Regions from separate parts of the Homo sapiens genome. Here region 2 is linked to region 1. The links are chromatin loops, found by intact Hi-C in ENCODE. Cell type or tissue: IMR-90. All regions are shown on one strand. Each heading gives the region's core, and the rest is flanking DNA. Links, peaks and the distances in the headings are about the cores only.

Evidence for each region. Hi-C counts contacts between places; a loop is a spot of excess contacts. Peaks named below come from ENCODE experiments on the same cell type or tissue, not always from the same donor. Only the 100,000 strongest peaks of a DNase experiment are listed, where the experiment ranks them.
Region 2: a loop joins it to region 1, with 5 times the contacts of the local background. A loop is called at or near these places in 3 of 110 quality-filtered maps.

The regions. Positions count from the first base shown.
Region 1 is chr10:28,840,784-28,844,394 of GRCh38, forward strand. No RefSeq gene overlaps it. Among named protein-coding and RNA genes, the nearest start is that of C10orf126, 3.8 kb to the right of the region's middle. In IMR-90, for the core only: no CTCF peak of the experiment used is centred there; DNase peaks (open chromatin) are centred at 1,008 and 1,728; H3K27ac peaks cover 470 bases.
Region 2 is chr10:28,733,490-28,737,100 of GRCh38, forward strand. No RefSeq gene overlaps it. Among named protein-coding and RNA genes, the nearest start is that of LINC01517, 8.4 kb to the right of the region's middle. In IMR-90, for the core only: no CTCF peak of the experiment used is centred there; a DNase peak (open chromatin) is centred at 1,662; H3K27ac peaks cover 498 bases.

The DNA.
Region 1 (3,611 bases), core at 572-3,071:
GATTAAGAAATATCATTTTCAGATCAATTTTTAAATACATTCTTACAGATCCATTGAGATTATTTTTATTCCATAAAATCAGTTTTAAAGTTACAATCTTTTATTCAAAATTTGGAAAGCATCAACTTCTCTGGTGTCCTCAGTCGTACGCCTGTGTGCTTTTTGCCTTAATAATTAAATAACTTTTCATCGCCTGAAAGCTCCAAGCTGGTTGACTGCGGATAGTTAAGTGTTTATCTTTTGTTGCTTCTGGGTAGCACATCTTACTGCTCCTGCGTGCTTTTGAGTGGTAGAAAAAAGTCAGTGTTAGCATCAAACATTAACCCTGTGACCTGCTTGTTTATATGCCTACTGTAACATGGCTTTGCTTGAATTTCTGAGGTTAGTCAAAGCAAATATCTGTACAATCTTGAGACGACTGCACATAAACTAAAACATCTTTTGTCAAGATTGCCAGTAATACATTCCTTCAGACCAAAGCCTTAAGGAAAACTAGCTACTGATATTAATGGAGGGAATTTCTTAAAAGCTTAAGAGGAATTATAGGACTTTAGTACCACCTCCCATTTACCACTTTATCCTGAAAGATGTGGGGTGGAGGTCCTCCCGCTGGCTCAACTCAAGTGCCTTGTAGGGTTGTTGCTACAAGGAGGCACTGTTGTGTGAAAACTAACTGTGCTTTGTGTTTGTTAAACTTAAATATTCTAAAATAAGCATTCGTTTTGTTTGTCCATCAGGCAAAGTATGGGGCAGCATGAAACAGAAATATCTGGTTTCAAATAAATTGTATATGCTAAATTTTCACTGTGTATGTGAATCTAATTATAAGACAAAGCTATATAAGACATTCAGCAAGCTGTTTTCTAGGGATGATATTAGGTAAAACCTTAGAAATCACACTGATTTTTTTCCCATTCTAAAAAAAAAAAAAGCATTTTGGCTCGGTAGCATAATACCCATCTTTCCAGGATGAATCATTTCTATTTTAGAGGTTGAGAGAAATCTGATCCACATTAAAAGAAAGGCCAGTCACTAACTACTCCAGAAATCATATAAATAGATTGTTATGGGCCAGGCGCAGTGGCTCATGCCTGTAATCTGCACTTTGGGAGGCCTAGGTGAGAGGATTGCTTTAACCCAAGACTATGAGACCAGCCTAGGCAACATAGAACTTGTCTCTACAATAAATAAATCAATTAGCCATGCAAGGTAGTGTGTGCCTGTGATTCCAGATACTCAGGAGGCTAAGGCGGGAGGATTGCTTGAGTCAGGGAGGTTGAGTCTGCTGTGAGCTGTGATTGTGCCACTGCATGCCAGCCTGGGTGGCAAAGTGAGATCCTGTCTATAAATAAATAGTTTGTTGTTAACGGTTGGCTTCAGTATTTGGAAAGAAAAGTTTAAAAAAATTTAATAAATGTTGTGCCCTCCATATCAATTGTTAATGACAACACTCTGTGCCATATTGTAGAAGATAAAATCATTCATTCTAGGTCTGAAGCTCTGTCAATAAAGCAAATTCACATTCTCCACAGTGGGCAACAGTGGGGTACTTTCTATTTTTGGAGGCATGGCTGAACTCAAGAACCCCTGTTGTAATCCCCAGAGTCCCTTTTTCCCTAGGGATTTGTCCCTAGTTGTTCACAATGTTTCCATGCCAAGCAACAGAAGGGATTTCCTTAGAGATCTTCATACTGAAACAAACCATAGACAAATTCCTATTATTGAGTCATGGCTTTGGTTTACTCATCAGATCTCCAGCACAGGACCCTGAAGTCTCTATCTTGTGCCTATCACTTTGTGGGTTTTGTTTCTCTAGCGTGCTAGAGAAAGCGTTTTTGATTCAAATCAGCATAAACTGCTGCTAGGAAAGAAAGCGTCCCTTCTTTATTTGCAGTTTGGTAGCCAGGGTGCTTGCTGATTTAGCCTCATGCAGAATATATAATCCCTTCCTTTGTTCTTAATACATTTGCTGTGCCTCAATAATGAAAATTTCTACTTTATATTTATAGTAATCTGTTTATTTGCCCTCTTCCCCTACTATATATATATATGTGTGTATATATATGTGTATATATATGTGTATATATATATGTGTATATATATATGTGTGTGTATATATATGTGTGTATATATATGTATATATATGTGTATATATATATGTGTGTGTATATATATATATATATTTTTTTTTTTTAGACAAGAGTCTCTCTCTGTTGCCTAGGCTGGAGTGCAGTGGTGAGATCTCAGTTCACTGCAACCTCCACCTCCTGGATTCAAACAATTCTCCTGCTTCAGCCTCCTGAGTAGCTGGGATTACAGGTACCCGCCACCACACCTGGCTAATTTTTGTATTTTTAGTAGAGACGGGGTTTCACCGTGTTGGCGAGGCTGGTCTCGAACTCCTGACCTCAAGTGATCTGCCCTCCTCAGCCTTCCAAAGTGCTGGGTTTACAGGCCTGAGCCACTGTGCCTGGCCTCCCTCTACTATATTCTAGCATCTTCAGGATGACATAATTTCTCATTCCATTTAAAATCTTCCATAGTATAACCACAATACTTTACACACAGTAGGCTCTTGAAAAATTCTGTTGAATCAAAAAATGGATTAAAAATGATTGCTTCATACTAGTAGACTTTCTTCCTTATTAGTAATTTTAAAAGACGGTCACCCTGTTTTGATGCCTTATCACATTGGAAAGGGTGCATTAACAGAAAGAGGCCCCTATTCCTCAGTGGCTGGGGTTCAGAGAGTCCAGATGCTTCTTCTCCATTCTGATTAGGTCATATTTTATTCTGAACATAACCCACTTTGAACTGACATTCAAAAGCCCCTTCTCTCTTCCATTTCTGCCCTTTTTCTCCTTGCCCATCTATCCTTCCTTCATATTGCTGCAGCTTCTTGTGGTTGAGACCTGTTCTTGTCTCTATCGATAGATTCTTGCAGTCTTCAAATTGGAGCCTAAAAAAAAAAGACTGCACTTTTTTTTGTTGTCGTTATTGCCATGGTAATCTGCAACACAACAGCTTCTGTATTATCGTGCTCAATGACTCTATCTCTACCAAGAAGAGGATGAAAGGAATTCAATATAAACATAATCAATAATAAACATAATAATAAAGTAAATTATATAGACTGTCAGAAGATAATAAATGCCATGCTGTCCAAAATGAAAGAAATAACAAAGAAAAGGAAGAGTGTAGGGCAGGATAAAGGAATAGTGTGTTTGAGGAAGGAGCTAAAGTTGTGAGTTTAAATAGGATGATGAGAACTGGCTTATGACAATATGAGATCATGAGATTTGAATAAAGTCTTAGACAGGGAGAGGAAGTGAGCCGTGTGGATCTTTGACGGCATGATGTTCAGGCTGAGGAAAGGAAGGAGCCTGGAGGTTGACTGAGGAGCAGAAGGGAATTGCTGTGCTGGAGCTGGGATGGTAGGAGCTGAGACTAGAGAGGTCACAGAAGCCTGAATCACATGGAATAGATGATAAGGGGCAAGGTATAGGAGCAGGGGGGCCTTTCAGGAGGCCAGAGCAGTCCTCCAGATGGTATTGGGATCAGAACAAGAGCAGTAAAGGCAGCCTCCAGGAGGCTAGAGCAGTCCTCCAGAT
Region 2 (3,611 bases), core at 613-3,112, 110 kb before region 1:
AATTTTTGAGTATGTAATCCATTCACACCCAACAGGTATGGAAAAGAAGGGTATTTTTTCCTATGATTAGCTCTTTGATATACTTACTATTTTTATAATTCTTTCTTTCAAATTTATTTCTGCTTTTATTTGCTGTTTATTCTGCCTGCTTTTTCCTATGATTAGCTCTGTTATATACTTATTAGTTTTATAATTCTTTCTTTCAAATTTATTTCTGCTTTTATTTACTGTTTCTTCTGCCTGCTTTTTCCTGATTTAGATGCTTTATTTATTTCAATTCTTCTTGTATGCATTTAAGGCTACACATTTCCCTCGTAGCACTGCTTTGGATGTCCTTTGTGCATATCATATGGCTTCATTAGCTCTTTAGAATCATTCACAAAGCCTCTTCTCAAGGCATGAGCCTGTCACCAGGCTAAATCAGGACAGATTTAAGTCATGAACCAGGGTCAATGCTCATCTTGTTCCTCAGCCCTTACCTAGGGAGTTACCTGTGTGCTTCTCCTTCTGCCCTCAGGGAGAATTCTCTCTCAGGGACCTCATTGTCCTGTTAAGCCCATCAGATATATTTAAATGATTTTGAATAGCAAGGGGAAAAGATCTCTTTCTCTGCAAGAGTCTTCCTGTTCCTATGTAAATTCCTGGGGCAAATAGGTGAGTGGGCAGAAGAATTCTGTCCAACTCCACTCACAGCACTCATAGTCCAAATCCCAGTAGGTTGGGGTAGTGGCTGTTGAAGAACCCCACCTCACCCCTAGAGCTGCTGCCCATGTATCCTCTTGCACCTACATTATTTCATTTAAGCTTCATGATGATTTTGCAAGGTAGTAATTTCAATCCCCATTTTCACAGACAGATACAGGTGCTTAAGAAGATAAAACAACTTACATGTGTTTACACAGCAAGTGCCAGAAATGGGATTCAAACTCAGGCCTGCTTTCAAATATGGACCTCTTCCACTCTACCAGGATGCCGTCCCAAATTTTTTTTTTTTTTTTTGGTTTTGAGACGGAGTTTCACTCTTGTTGCCCAGGCTGGAGTGGTTTGATCTTGGCTCAGTGCAACCTCTGCCTCTCGGTTTCAAGCGATTCTCCTGCCTTAGCCTCCTGAGTAGCTGGGACTACAGGTGTGCATCACCACCCCTGGCTAATTTTTGTATTTTTAATAGAGACGGGGTTTCACCATGTTGACCAGGCTGGTATTGAACTCCTGACCTCAGGAGATCTGCCTGCCTTGGCCTCCCAAAGTGCTGGGATTACAGGCGTGAGCCACCGCACCCAGCCAACCTTCCCAAAAGTTTTAATACTCATGCTTCAGTTATGCAATTGTGTCAGGAAGTGATGCATCCTTTCTAAATTATGTTTTGAGATAATCAAAGCTTAGCCTTTTAAGCACCAACATTTTGTAAACTTTTGTAGACAAAAATATTCGTAGAATGTGTTACATATTTTTCACTTTCTTAAACAGAGCATGCTGGACAGATTTTAAACTTTGCTTGATGATTCATGTCATGTTTAAGAGCATCAATTATTATGTAATGCCATATTATAGGGAGTTTAAGTATCTTGCCCAAGGCTAGACAGCTGTTAAATGGGGAAACTGTTCAAATGCAGGCAGTCTGGCTACAGAGCCCATGTTCTTAGCAACTATGCTATCATGCCTCACCAAGTGCTCAAAAGAATTAGAGATCGCTGTGGGCTGGAGATGAGTCGTCCCAATAGTATTGGTTGCTCTGGCAAAGAGCAGGGAGGCAGAATCTGAAGCCATCCAGCAAACTTAGCAGGGGTGGAGATCAGGGTCCACTTTGCTGACATTTCAGAATAGAGAAATGCCATGTCATAGCAAAAGTCCAGGAAGAACCAGATCAGAGATAGAGGGGTGAAACAAAAAGTGGATATTGGCCAAGTGTGACTCATGCCTCTAATCCCAGTGCTTTGGGAGGCTGAACTGGGAGGATTGCTTGAAGCCAGGAGTTCGAGACCAGCCTGGGCAACATGATGAGACCCTGTCTCTATAAACAATTTTTACAAAGAAAATATTAGCCAGGCATGCTGGCATGCACCTGTTGTCCCAACTACTCAGGATCCTGAGGCAGGAGGATCGCTTGAGCCCAGGAGTTTGAGGCTGTAGGAAGCCATGATTGTGCCACTGCACTCCAACCTGTGTGACAGAGTGAGACCCTGTCTCTAAAACAAAACAAAACAAAACAAACAGACAAACAAACAAAACCCAAAACATGACTATCAAGGAATCTATGCATAAGAACCTGAGATGAAAATCACATGTTAGAGTTTCTTGTGGGAGGAGGAGTGCTGATAAATGGCACCTGTTTTTCCTGCTCAAGTTCTGAAAAACCTGACAGGTCCAGAGTAGCAGATGGGCCACAGTTCTCCTTTATTTTTGTTCAAGGTTAAATTGGAAGCCATAGCTCACTGCAAGAACCAAATGGACCTGTGAAGTAATTCCAAAATTCAACATACTTACCCCACACTCATGTAGGCACTGGACCAGGTAAAACTTACAGCATGGAGAAACAGAGGACTCTTGGTGCTTGCAGTTAAGTTCACTTCCAAGAGGGAAAAGGGTGTAGCTGATCCAAGAATGCCTATGACCATAAGAAGTACATTGCCCGATGTGCAGCAAGTCAGTATACCAACACTGAGGGTTGCAGCAGAGAAAGAGGTTTAATCGTAAGGCCGCTGAACAAGGAGACAGGAGGAAACCTCAAATCCACCTCCCCAAGGAGTTTGGGGCTAGGAATATACATAAATGCAAGTATAGGACTTGCATTTATATATATTTCTATATTCCTATATTTGCATATATGTATAATATATATATTATATATATAAAAATGGAAGTTAGGACTCTCTCTCTCTCTCTCCGTAGGTCTTGCCTTCCTCCCACCTCAGTCTCCCGAGTAGCTGGGACTACAGGTGTGTACCACCATGTCTGGCTAATTTTTTATTTTTTGTAGAGATAGGGGTCTCACTATGCTGGCGTGGCTGGGGGGCCAGGGATTTTAATGGGTTTAGAGTGGATTGAGCTGTAGGGATTTTTCATGGGTTGAAGAGTGCAGGGTGAAGTCATAGGATGGGGTGATGAAGAAGCTATTTTCATGCGGACTCGGTTCCTCTGTGGGGTCTTCAAACTGGTTTGTGTCAGCCGTTTCACTAGAATGCAGGGTCTGAAAAGCATCTTAAGTAATTCTTAAACAAAAGCTTTATGATTCTATCATCAGAGATCCTATCTACAGGAACAGTGGGGATGCAAAAGGTCTGTATCTGGTGCTATGTGACTTTCAGTTACATGGAAGTGGGCAAAGTGCAGCCTGATGAATGCTTAATTGTAACCTTATTTCTGTCCAGAACCTGCCATGGAATTCTTGTTAACCCTGTGATGATGGTTTCATGCCCAGTATATTCTTCTCAGAAAAGTGTTTCTACCTCCTCTTAGACAGAGTGAATAAGAGACGGTGAGAGGCCAGATGTTATATTAATGTCTTGATGGTCATCCTTTTCATGGAGGAAGCACCAGAAGTTCCCCTTGTGGAGTTCTAATTAGAGAAAAGGAGTTGGGCTGGTGGGACCAAAGGAATGCAAAAAGAAGCA